Regions from separate parts of the Mus musculus genome. Here region 1 is linked to region 2. Evidence: chromatin loops called from intact Hi-C (ENCODE). Cell type or tissue: left cerebral cortex. All regions are shown on one strand. Each heading gives the region's core, and the rest is flanking DNA. Links, peaks and the distances in the headings are about the cores only.

Region 1 (11,626 bases), core at 2,434-10,433, 53 kb after region 2:
GTCATGAGCGAGGCCTAAGGTCCACGCCCAACAATGGGAAGAGAAAATAACACAGGAAAGAAACCAGCTTGGGTCCCAGAGGGATGAGGTTGGCAGCTAAGTTTTCTGAGCAAAGGGACAGAAAACAAGTCCAAGGTTCCAACTCCAAGTGAACCTCAAGCAAGAGACTTTCTCTGAGCACTTTAGAAGAAGCCACATGGCAGTGAAGTGGCCTTGAGACCCACATTGTCAGTCCTCCTGGCTCTACTTCCTTTTTTTTTTTTTTTTAAAGATTTATTTATTATTATACATAAGTACACTGTAGCTGTCTTCAGACATACCAGAAGAGGGCATCAGATCTCATTATGGGTGGTTGTGAGCCACCATGTGGTTGCTGGGATTTGAACTCAGGACCTTCGGTAGAGCAGTCTGTGCTCTTACCCACTGAGCCATCTCGCCAGCCCCCTGTTCTACTTCCAATGGAGCCAAGCATCCACCCATTCTGCTGTGGGGATTCACATTCTCAGGGCAGCACTGACCACCTGTATCAAATGAAGATGGTCCAACAAGCTTTTGGAGATTAATCATAAAGAAGTAGGGGGCTTGATCAGCTTGGACCTTGATTGTAGTTGTGTGATTTTTTTTTTTTTTTGAGCAGATGTAAAGAAACATCTGTTTGACTTAAGCTTAGTGTCATATACCTATAATCCCTGCTGTGGGGAAGTATTTGTGTGTGTGTTTGGGGGGAGGGGTGTCAGGCAGGAGGATCAGGAGTTCAAGGTCAACCTTGGGCACATCATAAGTGTTTTTGGTTTTTTTTGTTTTGTTTTGTTTTTTTGTTTTTTTGTTTTTTTCTGAGACAGGGTTTCTCTGTATGGCCCTGCTGGCTGTCCTAGAACTCACTCTGTAGACCAGGCTGGCCTCAAACTCAGAAATCCACCTGCCTCTGCCTCCCAAGTGCTGGGATTAAAGGCATGCGCCACCACGGCCCAGCTGCACATCATGAGTTTAAGACTATCCTGTGATATATGAGACTTTGGAGAGAGGGAAAGGGAGGTAGGGAGTTAAGTTTGGGAAGGAAAAGGAGGAAGGACAGAAAGGAAGAAAGAGAAGAAAGGGAGGGAGAGAGGAGAGAGAGGGAGAGAGATTGATCTGACAGAAGAGCAGGCAGGAAGACAGATTGCTGGACACAGAGACAGGGAGAGGGAGAGAAGATGCTGAGCAAGCTGGTCAGATGCCAGTGTCATCCTGGAAGCTGCTGGGCTGGACCCAATCAGGGCAAGATGGATGGTTGCCTGGAGAACAATGCAGAAGTCACCAGACTAGGCAACTGGACTGTCTCTTCTCTCTGTATGATCTGCAAGAAAAGTCGGGCCAGGAGCAGGGCATGGTGGTACAAACCTGCCACGGAAGTACCAGGTAGTAGAAGTAGGAGGACTCAAGGTCATCTTCAGTTACATAGAAAGTCTAAGGACACATGAGAGTCCTCTAAAGGCCAAAGGCTAGGGGAGGCTGGAGAGATGGCTCAGTGGTTAAGAGCACTTACTGCTCTTTCAGAGGACTTGGGTTCAATTCCCAACACATATGTGGCAGCTCACAATGACCTCTTTTTGTTGTTGTTGGTGGTGGTGATTTTTTTTTTTTTTTTTTTTTTTTTGTGACAGGGTTTCTCTGTGTAGCCCTGGCTGTCCTGGAACTCACTCTGTAGACCAGTCTGGCCTTGAGCTCAGAAATCCACCTGCCTCTGCCTCCTAAGCATTGGGATTAAAGGCGTGAACCACCACTGCCCAGCCACAACGATTTCTTACCTTCAGATCTGATACCCTCATACAGACATACTTGCAGGCAAAATACCAAGGCACATAAATAAAAATAAATTAAGAAAAGTGAATTCTTAGCTGGGCAGTGGTGGCACAGGCCTTTAATCCCAGCACTTGGGAGGCAGAGGCAGGCAGATTTCTGAGTTTGAGGCCAGCCTGGTCTACAGAGTAAGTCCAGGACAGCCAGGGCTACACAAAGAAAACCTGTCTCAAAACAAACAAACAAACAAACAAACAAAAAAGTGAATTCTTTAAAAATGTGGGGGATGGGCAGAGCTAAAGAGATGGTTCTAACTTTAAGAGTGATTACTGCTCTTGTAGAGGACCTGGTTTTGAGTCCCAGCACCTGTCGTAGGTAGTTCACAAGCATCTGTAACTCCAGTTCCATTTCCAGAGGATACAACACGTCTTCTGACCCCCAAGGGCTCCTGCATGCACACAGTACACATATATATACTTAGGCACACACATATAAATAAAATTACATAATATATATATTTGGTTGGTTGGTTTTTTGAGACAGGTTTTCTCTGTGTAGCCCTGGCTGTCCTGAAACTCACTCTGTAGACCAGGCTGGCCTCGAACTCAGAAATCTACCTGCCTCTGCCTCCCAAGTTCTGGGATTAAAGGCATGCACCACCACGCCCAGAAAAAAGAAAAAAAAAAAAATATATATATATTAAAGCTACCAAAAAAAAAAAAAAGACAAAGACGGTGAAGAGTTTTGGCTTTGTTTTTTGGGTTTTTTTCAAGACAGGGTCTCAAGGTGTAGCTAGTCCTCAGGAGATGGCAGAAGGGGGATCAGGAAATTGTGGTCATCTTGCATTACAATGCAAAATTATGAACAAAATTAAGGGGGGGAATGAGCAAGGCAGTTTGATTGGGCAGACAGCTCCATGGATGCTCAATTTCTGAAATTTCTAACAACGGGGGCTGGCACGGTGGCCCAGCAGGTGAAGGTACCTGGTGCCAATCTGGAGGATATCAGTTGGATTCCCTAGCATTCGCATGGTGGGAGAGTGTTGACTCCCACAAATTTTCCTCTCAGATGGCTCTACTCGTGTGTGGTGGCCCAGGCATGCTTGCATCCATACATGAACATTATACACACATACACAGAACAATAAGAAATAGAAAATAGTAATTAAGCCGGGCGTGGTGGCGCACGCCTTTAATCCCAGCACTCAGGAGGCAGAGGCAGGCGGATTTCTGAGTTCGAGGCCAGCCTGGTCTACAAAGTGAGCTCCAGGACAGCCAGGGCTATACAGAGAAACCCTGTCTCGAAAAAACCAAAAAAAAAAAAAAAAAAAAAAAAAAAAGTAATTAATCTTGTTTTCTCTTGGTAACAGAAAGTTACCTAGCAGACATGAGGAATTCATCTTCCTAGGGCTTTATTTTGTTTATTTGAGACAGGGTCTTATGAAGCCCAGGTTAGCCTTGAACTTGCTCTATAGGAGAATCCTCCTGAGTCTACCTGCTACATGCTCTGATTACAGGTGTCTGCTACCACACACAGTTTATGCAGGGCTAGGAATCAAACTCAGGGCCTCATGCATGCTAGGCAAGCACTTTACCAACTGGGCTACATCCCAGGCCAGGTTTTCTGGTCCTCCCTCCCCCCACTCCCCCAGAAAGGGCTTCACTATGTAGCTGTGGCTTGGAACTCAATAGTGATCCACTTGCCTCTGCCTCCAAAGTACTGGTATTTCCCATTTGATTTTAGTGTATGCATGGATGCGAGTGTGAGTGCGTGCAAACGTGTGCATGAAGAACTTAGAGGATAACTTTCTAAAAAGGCCAGTTCTTGCCTACTTTTAGGTAATTTGGAGAATTGAAGTCAGGTTGTCAGGCTGTTTCAAGCAATTACTTTTACCTGTGAGCTTCATCACTGGCCCAAGGCACTGTTTTTGTTTTGTTTTGTTTTGTTTTTGAGACAGGGTTTCTCTGTGTAGCCCTGGCTGTCCTGGAGCTCACACTGTAGAACAGGCTGGCCTCGAACTAAGAAATTCACCTGCCTCTGCCTCTTGAATGCTGGGAGTAAAGGCGTGCACCACCAAGCCTGGACCTGGTTTTTTTAAGGTAGAGGCAACTTTGACTTTCCAAGTGAATGGCCACGTGGATGGAATAAGCTATCTATCCCATGAAAAGGGTTCCCTGAGCTGACTGCTGCTAACCTCGCAGGGACCCAGACTTGTCTAACTCATGCAGGGATCTTGAGACAGAAAATTGACTATGGTGGCAGACAGCAGGTGCCTCGTTGACTACAGCTTCTTCATCAGGCCTTCCTATCCAGCGAAAAGGAAGCCAATGACAGTGCAAAAGACTCAAGTCCCTATTGCTCTGTAGCTCACAGTGGGGCAGGTCAATCCTGGCTCTCTGCATGTTTCTCCATCTGCCCAGATTGAGTTATGTCAAACTTGCTCTGGTCTGGCAGGGCCAATCTTTTTTTTTTTTTTTTGTTTCTTTTTTTTTTTTTTTCTCGAGACAGGGTTTCTCTGTATAGCTCTGGCTGTCCTGGAACTCACTCTGTAGACCAGGCTGGCCTCGAATTCAGAAATCTGCCTGCCTCTGCCTACCAAGTGCTGGGATTAAAGGCATGTGCCACCATGCCTGGCTGGCAGGGCCAATCTTAAGACGACAGACACTCGGTCAGGGTGATGCTACACATAGAATTTGCTGTGGTACAGCAGGCTGTGTTAAAATCCTCAGTCTAACCCACCTGAGGTAGCTCACATCTATAAAACCAGCCACTGGGAAGATGATGGGGGTGGAAACTGCTTGAGGTCAGCCTGGACTGAAGTGTGAGATCCTGTCTCTGAGGCAAGGGAGTTCAGAAGTCTGCGTTCATTTCTGGCTACACAACACATTTCAGGGCAGCATAGGCTACATTGTCTTGTTTCAAAACAAAACCACAACCACAACACCCCTCAGTTTATTGTTCATGTTTGCCAGAGGTGGGGAACCTTTTCCAATTCTTTAATTGGTTTGTTTTTGAGACCATGTCTTATGTAGCATAGGCTGGCCTTGGATTAGCTGTATAATTGAGGGTGACCATCTGTCTCCACCCCTGGGACTTTAGGCATGTGACAGCCACCACACTGAGGTTTGTTTTCTTCCCTTTTTAGAAATCTATTTTCTTTTTGTAGTTGCTGATTTAAAAAAAAAAAAAGACATTTTAATTGTGTGTGTGTGTGGCCACATGGCCTCACCTTTACCTGTGGAACCCTTTCGCTGACCCAAACTGAGTTGGGGACTGAACCTTGGACTTTCTGAATGCTTGGACAGAGCTCTACCAGCTGAGTTACACACCAGCCTCCTTAATCTTGATTTATTTTAGATGTTTTTTACCCCATAGTGCCACCACACCCTATTCCAATTCTGGTTTTATTGTGAACCGGTTTTACAATTTCAACAGTCCTTTGTGGGTTAAATGTCCTCTGTGAAAGCGTCGCATGCCTTTCATCTCAGCAAGCAGGTCTTTGAGTTTGAGGCCTGCCTGGTCTACAGACTGAGTTCCATCCAGGGCAGCCAGCGTCATACAGAAAAACTGTTTCGAAAAAAACAAAACCAACCAAATGGTCTTTTATGAAAATATCAGTAGCTTTAGGATATAGCTCAGTTGGTCGAGCGTTTGCCTAGCGTAAGTGAAGTCCTGGGTTCCTCAGAATTGCATAAATGAGCAGGGGTGGCACGCACCTGTAACCCCAGTTGGGTGGGCAGAGGAAGAAATAAAATTAAAAAAACTCAAAGTCACCTTTGGCAAGCCACCCTGAACTGCATGAGACCTTGACTAAAGCATTTTTAAAAGGGGTGAGGGGGTGGGGTGGTGAGGAGAGAAGCAGCCTTGTGGCGCAGAGGTTGTTGTTGGTAAATACTCTTTGTAATCCGCAAAGGTCCGCGGGGACTGAAAATGTCGCCTAAACTACAGTGTCTTGGGAATGGTTGACCTTCCTTCCCTTGTATGGGCTGTACCGGGGACTCAATTCCTTTGTCAGACCAAACCTAGAACTCTGCACAAAAAAAAAAAAAAGACCCGCCCCGAGGCATGGAAAGGTCTCGAAGAGCGTGGCCCCGCCCCTGCCCCACCTAACCAGCAACCTTCCGTTTGCTGCGACTGGCTGAACCAGTTTCAAAGCTACCCAATCAAAATCCTTCAGTAAGATAGAGGCGTGGCTTCAGTTCCGACCCAGGGCGGGCTCTCCTCTGAGCTCCTGCGGTGACTCAGCAGGAAGGCGTGAGTTATTGGGGCCCGGAAGGGCAGGGCTACGTCACGTCCTACCCTGTCCGCCCCGGCCGTCGAGGCTTACGGGGCTCCAGTGGGAATCCCAACACCTGGACTCTGTTGGTTTTGTTTTGTTTTGATGACCCAGAAAAACCCTGGACCTTTCACTGATCTTTTGTTTCCTCCGTTTGCACAGTGGTTAAGAACACTTCCCGGAGCAGTGCCTGAGTGGGAAGACCCTGGAAGTTTGGAGTTTGACCTTACAGGAAGTCAATCCCAGTTGCCTCGTTTTTTTTTTTTTTTTTTTTTTCCCCTCTTCTCTTTTTGCTAATCCATCAATCCTCAAGGTTTGGCTCCCATTCGAGTTGTCAGGCAGGTGTGACAACAAATACACAAGGGAGGCTAGCCTGCTGCACTTCGAAAAACTCACCAGAACTTAAAGTCATCCTCAGGAACGTAGAGACCAGGACATAGGGTCCGGACGATGGTATAGATGATGAGGGGCCAAGCTGGCGTGATGGCTCAGCAGGTATCAAGAATCTGGTACCCGCATGGAAGGAAAGAATTCCTGTGACATGTACCACACATGTACTCAAACATGCATGCATTAGCCTTTTTTTTTTTTAAAGTAAGAGGGGCCTAGAGAGCTGGCCCAGCAGTTAGGGCACTTGCTCTTGCAGAGCCCCTGAGCTCAGTTCCCAGCACCCACGTGGTGTGGTTTACAACCATCATAACTCCACTACCAGGGGCTCCAACGCTTTGTGACTGTGGTGAACACAGGGTATACACGTGGGCAACATTCAGCCATGTATGAAAACATTTATACACAGATGCAGAGGTGTTTCAGTGGGTAAGAGCAATCATTGTACAAAGTTGGGGACCCAAGTGGGGATTCCAGCACCCAGGAGTAAAACCTGAGTGGCCAGGAATGCCTATAACTCTGGTACTACGGAGGGCAGAGACTGGATGACTTCCGGAGCTTGCTATCCTTTAGCCTAACTCAGCATTTGAGGAGAAAGCCTGCACCCAGGGGATCTGCGTGTGATAGAACTGGACGCCCTGTATCATCATCATCACCATCACTACACACAGGCACACTCAGTAATAAATCTTTGCGGGGTGGGGGTGGGGGGTAGGGAACCAGAATTGGAGTTTGTAGCTGTGGCTCAGTGGTCGAGTACTTGCCTTCCATGATTTAGGTCCTAGGTGGGTTTTGTTTTTTTGTTTTTAAATATTTATTTATTTATTATATGTAAGCACACTGTAGCTGTCTTCAGACACTCCAGAAGAGGGCATCAGATTGTTGTTATGGATGGTTGTGAGCCACCATGTGGTTGCTGGGATTTAAACTTAGGACCTTTGGAAGAGCAGTCTGTGCTCTTAACCACTGAGCCATCTCACCAGCCTAGGTTTAATCCCCAGTCCTACCACAGCAAAACAAAGCAATCAAACCAACCCAAGCAAGCAGGAATGGAGTCTAAAGGAAGCATCAGAGAACAGCAAAGGCATAAAGAGGGCAGCAATGAATGAGAACAAAATATAACAACTCACACATGAAAATGGATGCCAGCTCTCAGGAGGCAGAGGCAGGCAGACCTCTGAATTTAAGATTAGCATGGTCTATAGACTGGGTTACAGGAAAGCCGGGGCTATACAGCAAACAAACAAACAAAACCAACCTGTCTTGAAAAACTAAAACAAAAAGCAAACAAAACTAATATAGAAATTCATAGGCAGAGAAAGTGGAGAGGGTAGTGTGGCCTTTCTAGAAGTTCAGGCTGCTTTAAACTCCTAATCCACCTGCTTAAGCATGTACGTGCTGAATTACAGATCTTTGCCACCACTAATTCAGGCAGGGTCTCCCAGCAACCCCTACCCCCAGGTATCTAGTAGTCTAAGCTGGCCTTGAATGGTTATGTAGTTGAGGATAGCTTTGAACTCCTGATCTTCATTCCTGTGATCCCTTTAAAGAGGGAATATCACAGGTTGACCAGAGGAGGGTTGTTTTGTTTTGTTTTTTTCCGTTTTTCTGCCATTTTATTTTCTGGGCCTATTCAGTCAGCTTCTCTCACTCTGCAGCTCTGGCTGGCCTGGAACCCCACCCCACCCGCAGAACGCCCTTCTTCGGCACCCCGAGCACCGGCATTACAAACATGCACCATCGTGCCCTACTGCCTCTCCTTTCCTGGATCTAGATTTGTGTGTGTGTGTAGCCCAATGGAGGATGACCAGACACTCCACTGAGGAGCCTGAGGCTTGCCATGGTGAGTCAGCATTTCCCGGCCGTGATGGGCTCTGGAGAACTGGATGATGCTGCTCTTGGACCACAGCCTTTCATCGCCATGCCAGTTTTCTCCAGAAAGTCCTTCCTGGAGTTTTTCCAGTAGCCATGGTACAGGTTCTCAAACAATGACCTCAGTTAAAAGACTGGGGGAGATAATGCTTTATTGACTTGGCACCTAAGGACAGTGGCTATGGGCCTCCAGGGTTCTTTGTTACTGCAAAATGGAGGCTCTGTGCTGGGGGGGGGGGGGCAGTGGAAATCAGAGAAGCTGCAGGAAGGGCTCCTCTGGTCCCTGTTTTGGCCCCTGCAGCCCCCTTGTTCAGCGGAGCACCATCTGAGTCCAGGTCCTCACCCAGCAGGGAAGGTGATGGCCTGGTTCTTCTGCAGTCCCCTGCCAGTCTATAGAAAAGAGCACCCCAACCCCTTTGTCTCCCCACTTTTAGCAGGAGACCAAGAGAGGTCACGGTAAGGGTTTGAAGGCATTTACAGACAGCCCAAGCCTCATGGATGTGGGTGCAGAAGGGAAGGATTGGGGGTACTATATGAGTTCCCCCAAAGAGAAGTGGGTTATTCTCTCACATTTTCTGATTTGGCTGAGCAAAACATTGCTATGTTCACTGTATTGGGCCTTCCGCAGGTGATAACAGTCTCGGGACACACAGTAAGAGGACTCGGGCAGGTACTGCATCTCTCCCATGCACGGGGAGAAAGGGGTACCAGGAACCCGAGCTATCATAGGAAGGCATCCTGGGAAAGGACAGGCAGTTCCTCATAGGCTCCTTTGATATGGTATGGAGTACAGAGCCATCTGGGTCACAATGGCTGGCACAAGACACTGGCATCCTCGCTGTGGTCACAGTTGTGGACATCCCAGCGGATATGAGAGCACAGTAGCAAGGTGCTCTCATCTCCTCGGCATTTGACATTGTCCAAGAGGATTGGGCCTCGGCCTGGGCCAAAGTGGGCCTCTCCCGGGGCTGCGAGAGCCTGGCCACATCCCAGCTGACGGCACAGGACAATGGCTGCCCGTAGGTCCCAGGCATCATCACAAACAGTGCCCCACCGTTGTCCTAGGAAGAGTTCTACGCGCCCCTCACATCGGTGTGTTCCACTAGCCAGACGGAGGTGCCCTGTGTTGGAGATAAGGCCTGGGTCAGAAGAGCCCATGGGATCATGGGACCCAAGAGATGGCTCTACAGTTGAGGGCACTTGCCACCACAGGTTGTCCTCTGACCTTCACATTCCTTCATACTGTTTTGCCTTCACATGTGTGAACATATCATGCATATACACGGGTACACAGACACCAATAAATAATGCTGGACAAGTTGGCACACACCTCTGATCCCAACACTAAGAAGGCAGAGGCAAGCAGATCTCTGTGAGTTCAAGCCTAGCCTGTTCGACACAGCAATGGTCAGCCAGAGCTATGTAGTGAGACCCTCAACAGACAGTCTCAGCCCCTTAGCCACAGGCTGTTTGCAAACTATGACCATGTCTTATCCTGACCCTCAAAGTTTACTGTCCCCACTTCCACACCTACATTCCCTGGGCTAATTTGTTGTTTGTTTTTCCATGAGCCCTTGTATGTTGTTCAGGCAGGCCTTGAAGTTACTGTCCTTCTGACCCAAGTCTCCAGAATGCTGGAATGAAAGCCATAGGCCACCATGCCTAATTCTGCATTCTCTCATTTCTTCAGTTTGTTTGATCCCAAGTGGAGAAATCTCTAGGTTGCTGTAGTGTTTTATCACTCCAGGTCCATCTTATCCCTAAAGTTCCAACCTCATTTTCAGTGGCAGTAAACACCTACCATCTCTGGGCCGAGGACTGGGCATTCGGGTGGTCTCAGAACCAGCCTGCTGGACTTGGAGTCCCAGTTCCTCTGGGCCTGGCTCAGCAGGGGCATAAAAAAAGAGATGGTTGTCATGGTGGGGAACATATGCTCCCTAGAACCAGATCAATTCTCCCAACCTTCCCAAGTTGTACAGAAAGACAGAAAGAACCTCAAAGACCTGCCAACCTAAGGTAGGAGACTGGAGGACCCCCTAGGTCTAGGCATCAAGTAAAGGTGGAGATACGGGAACAAGGGATTGACAGTGTCCTGCCAGACTTTGTACACACCTGTTTTCATTGGTATCTCTGAAAAGTCAAAGGCTAGTTTTGGGAAAGCCGTCAGCCACTCCTGCTTCCTACCAATCACTAGCAGCAGAGACTATAAATTGGATAGCACAGCACGAGTGCTCCCTTGACCGCGCCCTAGTCACCCCCTGCAGACAAATCGCCCTTCCGGTTACACCCCTAAGGCTCAACAGCGAGAGTGCAGGAGCATCCACCCCCCCCACCCCACCCCCACCCCCTGCTATGTGCAATACTTCCGCTGCAGTGCAGCAGAGAGCGCCACGCCCATTCCTCCACCGCAGCTCCTGCTATCAGGCCCCGCCCACAAACCCTGTGCCCTGCTTCACTTTCGCCTTCCCAGTCCTAGGCCAGCCAGAAAGCTACGCAGCTTCCGCTCGCTCCCACAGCAGGGAGCTCCTGCGCACGACCCCACCCAGGCCTCCTCAGACTCGGCCCCACTCCCGACTGTGAGCTAAAAGAGGCTCCGCCCACAGGACCGTCATGGCCCACGCATCGCCCAGCTCAACCACATCTTGTCCCGCCCCTACAGGATACCCACCCCTCTCCTGATTCAGGCCCGCCCATAGACGTGAGCGCATGCGTTCATGGGTCCTCGCCCAGCTTGCACGGCTCCACCTTTCCTCCATATAAACCCTGCCCGCACCTCCTATGGGTCGGGCCCCGCCCACCACTCCGGCTCCACCTCCTCTCTTGCCACAGCTTCACCTGCACAAAGCGCTCCGGCGTCTTCGTGGTGGCCGCAGTTGTGCTGTCCCCAGCCCAGATGGAAGCAGTCGCTGAGGCGGGCCTCAGTACCGGTGCAGCCTACGTTGTCTAGCAGCACAGGGCCTCGGCCATAGCCAAAATGACCAAGGCCCGTGGCGCCTAGCGCGGGCCCGCAACCCGCCTCGCGACAGGCCACCCGCGCGTCCGCGAAGTCCCAGTCATCGTCGCACACGGTGCCCCAACCCCCGGCGTACAGCACCTCCACGCGGCCGCGGCACGGGCTCGGGCCCCCGACCAGCCTCAGCCTTCCGCCTGCGGGGCGCACAGGCCGGTGCCAGGGGATGACCTGGGACAGCAGGCTCCCCTCCCTATTGCAGCCCTTGGCCCACCGCTCCCCCCAACCCCCCTGCGGGACCCGGGCAGGGCCACTTACTTTTCTTCCCTGAGGCCCGGGCTGCTGTCGTCAGCCACACAGTG
Region 2 (11,626 bases), core at 1,279-9,278:
GGGTAAAAAAGGCCGGGGTCGGGGGAGGTTTTTCCAGCTCCCAAGGAGAGGGAGGAAATCTTCATGGTTACAAGGGACTGGGAGGAAGGGAGCCTGTGAGCTGGTGGGGTGGGAGCTTTGAGGTATATTACTAGGCTAGCATGGATCTTGATATGCTGATAGGTAACAAAGGCATGTGTGAATGGGGGAACCTGGTTTTTTGTTTTGTTTTGGTTTTGGTTTTGGTTTTTTTTTTTTTTTTTTTCTTTTTTGGCTTTTTTCAAGACAGGGTTTCTCTGTGTAGACCTGGCTGTCCTGGAACTCACTACCAGGCTAGCCTCGAACTCAGAAATTCTCCTGTGTCTGCCTCCCAAGTGCTGGGATTAAAGGCATGCGCCACCACTGCCTGGCCAGATGCCAAGTCTTTGATCCTCAGAACGCTTCAGGGCTGAACAAGGCACACTCAGGCAGGCAGCCCACTTTTCCCAAGCTTTGAGACTGCCCCTGAATGAAGCCCATATCCCCAGCACCCACCTATGAGAAGTCCCCTGAGCACTCTCCCAGACACCCTACCTTAACCAGGGGTTCGCTGACCAACTTCTAACTCTATCAGACTAGAGAAGACATCAGGTAAGAGGCCCAGGTCTAGGGTCTGAGAGATAGCCCAGTTGATAAAGTGTTTGCCTTAGCAAGTCTGGGGACCTGAGTTCAATCCTTTCTGGGGGCTTTTAACCGAGTAAAACTTCTGGATGTGGTGGAGCATGCTTGTAACCCCCACACCAGTGAGGTAGAAATAACAGATTCCAGAAGCCCACTGGTAGCCAGCCCAGCTTACTTAGAGACCAATGAGAGAGCCTGTTTCAAGGGAGGCAGACAGTGCCTTTTCTGGATGCTAACACTGTCCTCCACATACAGACAGTCACCCACATGGGAGCAAGAAGGAACGGGTAGGGGTGAGGGAAGAGAAAGAGAGAGGGAGAGTGAGAAGAAGGGAAGGAGAAGGAAAAAGAGAGAGATCTCTGAGTGTGCTCTGGGCTTATCTTCTCTGCTTCTAGCCTGTTTCCAAGGGTCCTCAAAGCCACTGAAATGTCCCTACTGTGGGACTGACCAGTGCTTGGGCCTGTTGACTGCTAGCCCATTCTGTTACTAGCAGCCATATTAGACCTTTGGCTTTCCCTATGCACCTTTCAGATAGGAATTGTTCCCGATTGTGTCTTAACTCTCCGCACAGCCAACACCTGCTAGCTGTCACTTATCCACTAGCAACCCTAGGCCACTAAGAGGCAGCAGAGGCGCATTCAGGTACTTGTGAGCAGGCCATGCAAACTGCCACTTTTTGTGTATACTTTAATTTTTTATTTATTCATTTTACTTTTTTTTTTTTCAGAAAGGGTTTCTCTGTGTAATCTTGGCTGCCTTGGAACTCATTCTGTAGACCAGACTGGCTTAAATTTAGAGATCTCCATCAGATTTGGCTGTAAGGCATTTTTTTAATTAATGATTGATGGGGAAAGGCCCAGCCCATTGTGTGTGGGGCCATCCCTGGGCTGGTGGTCCTGGGTCCTATAAAAAAGCAGGCTGAGAAAGCCAGTAAGCAGCACCCCTCCATGGCCTCTGCACCAGCTCCTGCCTCCAGGTTCCTGATTTCCTCCAGTGATGACTAGCAATATTGACGTGTACCCGGGATAAACCCTTGCTTTTTTAAAATTTTTTAAATTTTTTGTTGTTCAGGTTCTTTTGGGGGTGTGGTGTTGAGATGGGGTTTCTCTGTATAACCTCTGATTCCCACGTTCTAGAATTAAAAGCATGAAACACCACTATCTAGCTCCCTTTAAAAAAAATTTTTTTTAATTGTGTGTAGGTATGTGTACATGCATGCAGGTGCCTGCAGAGGCCAGAAGGGGGCGCTGAAGATACAGGTAGTTGCGAGCCTCAAGAGGTAGGTGCTGGGACAAGCTCCTAACTAGTGAACCATCAGCCCCTCCCTGCTTGTTTGTTTGAGACAGGGTCTCTCTATACTACTGGCTGTCCTGGAACTCACTCTGTAGATCAGGCTGGCCTCGAACTCAGAGATCCACCTCTTCTGCCTCCCAAGTGCTGGGATTAAAGGCATGCACCACCATACTCAGCTGCCGCCCTTTTAAAAAACAAGGTCTCATACAGTGCAGTGTTGACCTTGCTGTGTAGCTGAGAATGATCTTGTACTCCTGATCTTCCTGCCTTCAATATCACAGACATGTGTCACACTAGATTTCTGTGGTGAGAGGGATGGAACCAAAGGCTGTCTGGTTGCTAGGCAACTGAAGTGTCCATTTCTGACTTAGGCTGGCCTTGAACTTCTGATCCTCCTGTCGGAGCTTCCCAAATGCTGGAATTAGAAATATACATAACCATACTCTGCCACACTCAGCTTCCTGTATCATTTTTTGTGGTGCTGGAGATTGAACCCAGGGCTTTGAGCCCTGTGTGTGTGCTGCAACTGAGCCAATTCCTTAGAGCAGCAGCAGGAAGCCAGTGAGTATCAAGTAATTGTTTGGTTCTATGTCGTTAGCCTTAGTCATGAAAGGTAAGCTTGCTACCACAAAACTGCACCCCAGTTCCTCCCTGGGGGATTCTAGGCAGGGGCTCTACCACTGAGCCACGCCCCCAGCCCCTCCCTGGGGGGATTCTAGGCAGGGGCTCTACAACTAAGCCATGCCCCCAGCCCCTCACTGGGGGATTCTAAGCAAGAGGTCTACTTTTTACTGAGGTAATTTAATCTCCCCTTTCCCTACCCAATTTATTTTGAGACAGGAGTTCATTGACTTAAACTTGCCATCCTCCTGTCTCAGCACCTCCATATACCAATCTCACCCCTGTATCCGGGAATTACAAACCTGAGCCATGAGTTATAGTTTGCTCTCTCTCTCTCTCTCTCTCTCTCTCTCTCTCTCTCTCTCTCTCTCTGTGTGTGTGTGTGTGTGTGTGTGTGTGTGTGTGTTTGGTTGGTTTGATTTTTTGAGATTTCTCTGTGTAGCCCTCCACCGACACTCTTTGTGAGGTAGGTAGGCTAAATGGTATGCCCTGCATACTTAGGACACAGTGAAATGTGAATTCAAACCCTGATTTTTCTTCCCTCATACAAGATGAGGCATGGCTGAATGACAGAAAACTGATCTTTGAGCCAATGAGATGGCATCGTGGAGAAAGGAGCCCGTGCCAAGTCTGTTGAGAGACCTGAATTTAATATCTGAGGTCCACATGGTGGAAGGAGAGAACTCACTCACACATGTAAACACACACAATTCCTCCAATCCTCCTACTACTACTATGTAGCTGTCTATCTGGCTGTCCTGGAATTTGGTATGCAGACCATGCTGTCCTCGAACTCACTGTCATAAGACTGCCACTGCCTTCTGAGTGCTGGGATAAATGGCGTGCACCTCCACACCTAGCCTCATCTCCCTAATTCATGGTTAGAAAATGACAAGGGAGGAGCCGACACTCTTTTCTTCTTCTGACCTTGTTGCAAGCTGATTCCTAATTGGCCACCATTAATTTGAAATCGTAAATATCTGACCAGAGCTGGCTGGGGCCTTGAATACTACAGAGAGAAGAAACTGGCTTCTAGGTCCCCCGGACTATCATAGCCTATCATAGCCCACTACCAAAGGGCCAGCGTGTGAGGGGATGAAACTTGGCATATTGGTCATTCACCTTTGGGCTCTCCCAGAGTATGTGGACTGGAGCACAAAGATGCTGAGCCCCGGTTCCCCAGTTAAGGACACAGGAGAAATGTAGATAGATTTCTTGGGATCGGTTCGGGAAGATAATATGGAGATTAGGGACTGCAGCAAGCTTAGAGGTCAGAGAGTGGGTCACTGTTTCTATAGCAACCCTGAGGGCGAGGACCACCTGGAGCTTGATGCACCACCCTCTAAAGGAGGTTTTTACGCCCTAAAAGGCCAAAGCAGATTATTCGGTAAGGACTACAAAGGAGGAGACAAAGCGGAGTGAAGAGGACCCGGAAGCCATGATAAGCTCCGCATTAGCACTGCGGCGGGCTCGGCAGGCGAATTCCAAAGGAGGGATGCGAGACCCAGCAACAGGCCGGCCATTGGCACGGAGGCGAGATGCTGGCTTGTGATTGGCTCTTGCCACGCTCGGGCTAGAAGGCAATCTCCGTGCTGGGTGGGGCGGGGCTGAGCCGCAGCCCTGCCTAGCTTACAGCCGGGTACCTGGGCAGTCCGCAATGGCCAGAGGTAGGAGAGTGGTCACTCTTAGATGCCTGGCTCTTATGGGCACACGCAGGCAGCACAATCCTTCGTTTCAAGCCCAGGTGTTTGGGAAGGGGAACATGCAGAAACTCGGGAATGGAGATCTCAGATGGGCTGGCCTCGAGGTCGCTACTGTCATCAGGGTCTGGGCTCAAGGCTGGAAGCAAATACCCGCACTAACGGGGACAGCTGCAGAACCGGCAGTACCCACCAGGGGGAGGCAGAGGACGTCGGTGCTGGAGTCATTGAGGGTTTGGGGAAAATAGATCCCAGAAGGGAAGATTCCTGAATCCCAATCCCAGTTACCCCAACTCCAGGATCTTGTATTAACGCTCTACCTTCCTTGGCCTTTTTTCTTTCTTTCCTTTTTTGTTTCTTTTAGACAAGGTCTAACTGTATGACTCTGGCTTCAAACTCACAACATTGCTCCTAGCCGTCTTTGGAGTTCTATACTCACAGGGCCTGACAAAACTTTGAGACCCGGTCATATGCAGCCCAAGCTAGTCTGAAATGTATGGAAGTAGGCCTTGAACCCCAGAAATGTGTCTTCGTTTTGCACCTCATCTTCTCAGCATCCTCCCCCGCTTTTAACTTTGCTTTCCTTTCTTTCTGAGACTGGTTTCATGCAATCCAAGCTAGTCTTGAACATTACCTTGCAACTTTAAAAAAGATTTTGTGTGGGTGTGTTGTGTACACAGGCATATGCAGAGGCCTGAAGAGGGTGTTGGGGTATCCTCTACTGCTTACTGCCTCTTCCGGAGCCAGGCTCTTTTCCTGAACCTGGGATGTGAATTTCCTCAGGTAGGCTGGAAGGCAGCAAGCATCAGTTGTTGACGGTCCTTTGGAGCACAGGTCGCCTGGCTTGCCAGGGTGCTGGGTCCTGGTAAAAGCACGGCACACTCTTCCCAACCTAGCCTCGGCTCCAGCTCTCAATCTAGAACTCAGCCTCCAGCCTCTGAGAGTGCTAGGAATATCAGGTGTACCCCACTTCAGCAGGTGTGCCCCCACATGCACCCTGGTGGTCTTGATGTGCATGGAGTTTGTGGGTTGTTTTTGTTGTTTTTTTTTGTTTGTTTGTTTTGTGACAGGGTTTCTCTGTGTAGCCCTGTCCTGGAACTCGCTCTGTAGACCAGGCTGGCCTTGAACTCACAGATCTACCTGCTTCTGCTTCCCAAATGTTGAAACTAAAGGTGTGCACCACCACACCTGGCTCGATTTCATGTATGATAAGCAAACACTTTACCAATTTGATTGAGCTCCCTCCCAGGGCCTGTTATCCTTACCCAGCTTCATTTTGTCTTGAAACGTCTAAGAGGGGGATCCAGTCCGTGACCACGGCTTAGTCTCTGTCCAATGCCCTTATTCCCAGCACTTGGAAGGGAAAGGCATTCTGACTTCCAGACTAGAAATAAAACCTTGCGTTTTTTGTTTTGTTTTTTAAGTCAATGCACCACATATACCAATGATATGGCACCTCTAGCTTCTGCCCCCACAATAGGGTATATCATGGTGGGGCTCTGGACAACAGTTAGAATGATTAAAATTCAAAGACTGACTCAGAACAGGCTGGGCTTACCCAGCCGATAGTTGCCCAACTCTCGTTTCCTGACCGAGGGGCCAGGTTTCCACCCTTCTGCCCCCCTCCCTTACTTCACGCAGACTGAGAAGTCAGCACTGTGGAGGGACAGCAGTATTCCCAGCAGTTCTTTTGCAAGAAGAATCTTCAACTCTAGGGAACACTCCTTACACACACACACACACACACACACACTCTCTCTCTCTCTCTCTCTCTCTCTCTCTCTCTCTCTCTCTCCCACACCCACCCTTTTTGAGGCAGGGTTTCTGTGTGTAGCCCTGGCTGTTCTGGAACTCATCCTGTAGACCCAGGCTGGCCTCAAATTTAAGAGTGCTGGGATTAAAGGCAATCTTTGCCACCACTGCCTGGCTGGCTGGCAAAACCCCTTCTAACTGATATGGGGAAAGTACTTTTGGAAAGCACTATTGCTCCTGTGGAATCCAAAGTTCCCACACTAACTAAAGCACTAACAACCAAGGCACAGCTTGGGGGAGGGGGATCCCCCAGCAAGCAAGGGCTACTCATACATACCACACAGCACCCGTCAAACATTCTCTAGTGATTGGCTGAGGAGGGGGCAAGAAGCTCAGCAGTAGAGTGACACACCCCCTCCCGGGAACTCAGAGCCACACCCATCTCTGCCTCAAGTGCTGGGCTTATGGTGTGCCACTGCCCAGCTGGTAGAGTGGTTCTTAGGAGCACTAGATCCTGTCCTGAGACCTGCCAAACCAACCCACACCTAAGAAAACTCAGCAACCATCGCGATCCCCTTGTGCAAACCCAGCTCTATGTGAGATTAAAGAAATGTCTAGGGCTGGAGAGACGGCTCAGTGGTTAAGAGCACAGACTGCTCTTCTGAAGGTCCAGAGTTCAAATTCCAGCAACCATATGGTGGCTCACAACCATCTGTAATGAGATCTGATGTCCCTCTTCTAGGGTTTCTGAAGACAGCTACAGTGTACTTACATATAATAAATAAATCTTAAAAAAAAAAAAAAAAAGAAAAAAGTCTAAGGGGACCCAGTCATATCCATTATGGTGGGAAAGAACGGAAGTGGTGAGACTCCCTTGATGCAGACTCACAATGTCTCAGGGTTGCCTGCTCAGAGGTCCCTTGTGAGCACGGACAGCTACACTGTTCCCCATCTTGTTTTTGGAGGTAGGACAACTACAGACCAGCAGACCTACCTCACCTGGTGAAGCAAGCAGAAGTCAACCATCCTATCTACAGGTCCAAGGGAAGAAGCCCGGTGCTTTTTTTGCTGGGTGCTGGCAATATCCAGACCTGTAGTTTGGGCCTTGACAATGTAGGCAATGGGCTCTGCTAGGTGGACCAGGGTGGAGGCCAGGCAAAATCTTTAGCTATTAGCCTGGGTGCAGTGACCACCTTTAATCTCAAGAATTGGGAGGCGGAGGCAGAAGAATTTAAGAGTTTGAGGCCAGCCTGGGCTACATAACCCTCTCACATACAAACGCAGAAATCTGCCTGTCTTTACTTGAGATTAAAGTCAGTGCACACTCACACCCAGCTGTTTGGTTTTGTTGTCGAGTCAGGGCCTCTCTAACTCAGCGTTTTTCAATCTGTGGTCAGGACCCCTTCAGGTTGCATAACCATAGCAAAGCCAGTTATGAAGTGCCAATGAAAATAGTGTTTATGTCACAGCATGAGGAAATGAAAGGGTCACAGCATAAGGAAAGCTTAGAACTGCTGTCCTAAGCCCAGTTGGCTTTTCCCTGCCCATAGATACCCAGTTGATCACAAGAGGCCAAATTTGTGGCTCTTCAGATCTAACTGTAGGCTGCCATGGCAGAGCTAGGAAAACGACAGCGGCAGGCCCACCAGGCAAGTTGTCTGTCAGACCTCGGCTGAATTCAGATTCATCTGGTTATTGAATGTCAACTCCCAGAAATAGAGACTGCTGTTAGCGGGGTTAGTTTTCGGCGGAGGCCGTTCCCCCAAGCTTGACTGAGGCCCAGACTGCCGTTCTTGGCCACCCGATCACCCTGTGAGTCAACAGCAGGTTCAGCTGACCAGTGTCAAGGCCAACACATGTGGTAATCACGCATAAATAGAGTGAGGAGAGAGCAGTAACAGGAGCATATGTCCCGGGCAGAAAGAGCCTGCCGTGCTCCCACCTCCAGAGTTCTTGGAAGGAGCAGTACTCAGATAGGGAGGGTCCCAAGTACGTGGGTAGGTCACTCCACTAGCACCACTCCCAACTCCTGCCACCACCCTTTCTGTATTGCTTTTACTCCCCCCTTTTTAAAGACAGGCTCTTCCTATGTTGGTCACCCAGCCTGGCTTTGAACTCAAGACCTTACTTTAGCATCCAGGGTGCTGCTATGTGCCTCTTGGTTATTACTACATTCTCCCCCCACTCCTACAACACAGGGTTTCTCTGGGCAACCCTGGCTCTCCTGGAATTTGCTCTTGTAGACCAGGCTGGTCTTGAACTCAGAGGTGCAAGCCTATACATACTCCAGCTCTCCGGTGGCAAGCTGATCTTTCAGCTTACTCTGCCTGGGTGACAGTGAGCCTACCAAGCTCCACTCTTCAGTCATATCAATCCCTCCTAAATGACACATTAGCGGACCCAGCACAAGCCCTGGGGATGTGACATGACTGCGAAGCACCTCAGTCAGTTGTCTCACTGTATAATAAATGTAAGCTGGCCCTGAATTTGTGATCCTCCTGCCTCAGAGTATCAAGTACTGGGATCACAGATGTAAAACCACCAAACCAACTTGCTCCATCTCCACTCCCACCCCCCAGCCCCTACAAACTGTGCCAGGAAGTCAAATCTAACCCTCCCACCTGCTAGACCAGAGCTGAGCCTCTGAGCCCCAACCCCCGCCAGCCTCACTCCCCAGTGGAGGTGGAGGACGCCCACCGCCAATCACATTGTCAAAAACACAGCAGTTAAACGCTATTAAATGAAGCTGGGCACCGCCGACATCAGATCTGTAAGTTTATTTTGCTCAATGTACGACGGCTACATAATGACTCACATTCATGAATATTCCATCACTGAGGAAACTGCTAAGAATGGTCCGTGTGCGAAATAATTCCTTAGCGAAACACGGAGTTGGGGGGGAAAAAATCACTTGATTAGACCTTAAAAATATTTTCACTGCATAACATGACAAGAAAGCACAGAGGCGCGTTCTGAGAACGTCCGCGCGTTCTCCTGCACTGCGATAGTTATAGTTTCACCATGACAAACACCAGACATTATTAAGAGTAAGCTAACACTGGTGTTTCTTTTGTCCCCTCCCCCCTGAAAAACAAAATATAGAACTGCATGTCACTATAGCAACATCCAAAACAGATCAATCTGTTACAATCACTATTTGGTAAAGCAAACTTTACCCCTGAAAGGAAAAAATTAAATTAAAAAAAAGAAGTTTAAAAAAAAAATTGAAGTCTTAAGTTTTTTTGTCATAGGATACATAACACCTACAGTGTAAGGTAATAAATGTCAAGCTACCGTATAGAAATACAACACCAGCATGCACAATACTGTATCAATAGGATGGAGGAGCAGCCGCGCGGCACTGGGGACAGCATCAGAGGCAGGCACACTTCTCAACAGTAAAGGAAGGAGAAGGAACCAAGCTCACGGCAGGTCTCCCGCTCTCCCTCTTCAGTTCTACCCTCACATGACTGTTCTAGAACACAGCAAAGGTCAAGGCTGAAATGTAAAGAGAAACTAGGTTTTGCAATTCCAGTAGGTCATTTCCAAACAGTACAAGCGGGACACAGACACGCTCACTGCGGACAAGGAGACAAACCCCCGGGCGAAGCCTCTCCGGCCCCTCTGTCCACTCTGGTGGCCAAGCTTCCTCTGCTGCGGCCTTGCGCGGTCTCGGTTAGGGGGTGCTGGCACACTAGCATGGGGAGGGGCTCCGAGAAAGGGCATGCTGGGACTGTGCAGAGGGGCGTCATCCTTCCGCAGCCACGGCACCAGCTCAAGTGGGCGACAAAGTGGCTGCTGGGCCTCTGAAGACAAGTTAAGCAAGTTTGGGGCGCTGCCCGTCTTGGGAACCCACGAGACCATGAGTTCTCCAGAAGACATAAACTGCACACTCTGCATGCAACCGGGCGTGTTTATGGAAAGGGCTATCCACAGTGAGAATGAGGGACCTAGGGCTGAGACGGACCATGTAGGACATAGCAGCAGAGCTTCCTTCAATGTCACATGTGCAGCGACCTCATGAGAGAGAAGCCAATCTCAACAACTACGATTTCATTCAAAAAGGGGAAACCAGGAAAGCTTAGGTCAAACAGGGTGAGCATGGCCTCCTGCCGAACCTCGGCTACCCTCCACTAAGCACTTGGGAAAGGAGTGCCGGGGCTGGAGGGAGGCAGGGACAACTGGCTTAGGGACCAGGCTGCCTCAAGTGAACTGCCTCTTCCTAGTGGGTTCCCTGTAGGCTCAGCTGCTGGCACCGGATGATAATCCCCCACCCGCTACACTCCAGTCCTACGCCTCGGGGCACCTGCATGCTGCTAGCACAAGGTGCAGAGTAGACTTGGGTGCTGAGGAACATTCAACAGGCAGTGACACTGAGACGGAGCCCTGGCTGCTGAGAGCAGAGTCTCTGATAAATGACATACAGACCTGAATTTTCTCCGTTTTCTCTGTGTGGGGGGTATTTAACGGTTTCTGTTTTTGTGATGGGCTGACCTTAAGGGTAAAGAAGAACTAAAAAAAAAAGTATCCCCCGCAGCCCCCTCCCAAACACCCATCAACCAAAACGGAACAGGGAGCTCTGACTCTCCCCACGTTACGAAATGATGAAGAGCCAGACCAACCCGGACGCGGATGAAAGCCGACCTGACAAAGGAAAACTGAGAACCCATGGCTTGGCGTCATGTATGGCTGTCATGTATAAATACTGTAAACTACAATTGAGTGTTAATACTGTCAACCCGTCAGAGACTTCCAAATACAGGGCCACGTCTAACTCACTAACAAAAGGTGTGCCTTCCACTCTAAGCCTGTCGAGTTGGGTAATTTAAACTATAACTTCTCTGGTGTACACCCCAGGGGGAAAAAAGAGAGAGAGAGAGAGAGAGAGAGAGAGAGAGAGAGAGAGAGAGAGAGAGAGAGAAAGCACAGCCAAAGAGAGAAAACAGCCACGGAACTGAGGACAAGGGCATGGACAGAAGAATCCTTACTGGAACCACAGAACGCACTGAATGAGGGCCATCCATCTCCGGTTTTTCTTCTTAGAACCCTACCGTCTAGCAATAAGTTAAACTAAAGGCAGACAGCTCCGCTTGCTCGTTCCGAGCCTGCACAACAGTCCGGACGTCTGTGTGAGGCTGCTACTCCCATACCAGCATAGCTAGCCTGACTTTCCACTAGTGGTATTTTGGCAAAAATGTCAAAGAGGCAATCAAAGACAGGACAGTCGTGGGTTTCTCCCTGGGAAGGTCACCCCTCCCTTTCCCCTCCCCCACCCGACCCCCAACTCATGGGAAAAAATAAAGACTGCAGTAGTAGCATCAGCGGGCGCTGCCAGTCCACCTGGGGCCTTAGTTGTTGCCTTCACCGCCGTCGTCGTCTTGCTGGTCGCTCGTCCAGAGCGTGAGGTTGTCTCGGAGCAGCTGCATGATCAGAGTGGAGTCCTTGTAGGAGTCCTCGTTCAGAGTGTCGAGCTCGGCGATGGCGTCGTCGAAGGCGGTCTTGGCCAGGTGGCACGCTTGCTCCGGGGCGTTCTGGATCTCATAGTAGAAAACCGAGTAGTTGAGCGCCAGGCCCAGCCGGATGGGGTGGGTGGGCTGCATGTGCTCCTTGCTGATCTCGTG

The links. A loop is a pair of places that touch in the nucleus more often than their neighbours do. Peaks named below come from ENCODE experiments on the same cell type or tissue, not always from the same donor. Only the 100,000 strongest peaks of a DNase experiment are listed, where the experiment ranks them.
Region 1: it touches region 2 in a loop (4-fold over the local background); 16 of 42 quality-filtered maps call a loop at or near these places.

The regions. Positions count from the first base shown.
Region 1 is chr5:135,951,774-135,963,399 of GRCm38, forward strand. Ssc4d (scavenger receptor cysteine rich family, 4 domains) reads right to left here. Exons shown (of 11, transcript NM_001160366.1): 8 at 11,583-11,626; 9 at 11,150-11,461; 10 at 10,116-10,193; 11 at 8,450-9,435. The coding sequence ends at 9,119. Among named protein-coding and RNA genes, the nearest start is that of Ssc4d, 17 kb to the right of the region's middle. In left cerebral cortex, for the core only: no CTCF peak of the experiment used is centred there; DNase peaks (open chromatin) are centred at 5,978 and 10,199; H3K4me3 peaks cover 1,456 bases; H3K27ac peaks cover 2,155 bases.
Region 2 is chr5:135,899,642-135,911,267 of GRCm38, forward strand. Ywhag (tyrosine 3-monooxygenase/tryptophan 5-monooxygenase activation protein, gamma polypeptide) reads right to left here. Exons shown (of 2, transcript NM_018871.3): 2 at 8,738-11,626. The coding sequence ends at 11,354. Among named protein-coding and RNA genes, the nearest start is that of Hspb1, 18 kb to the left of the region's middle. In left cerebral cortex, for the core only: CTCF peaks have their summits at 1,878 (motif pointing right) and 4,442 (motif pointing right); DNase peaks (open chromatin) are centred at 1,939, 3,377, 4,114, 4,412 and 4 more places; H3K4me3 peaks cover 1,005 bases; H3K27ac peaks cover 2,782 bases.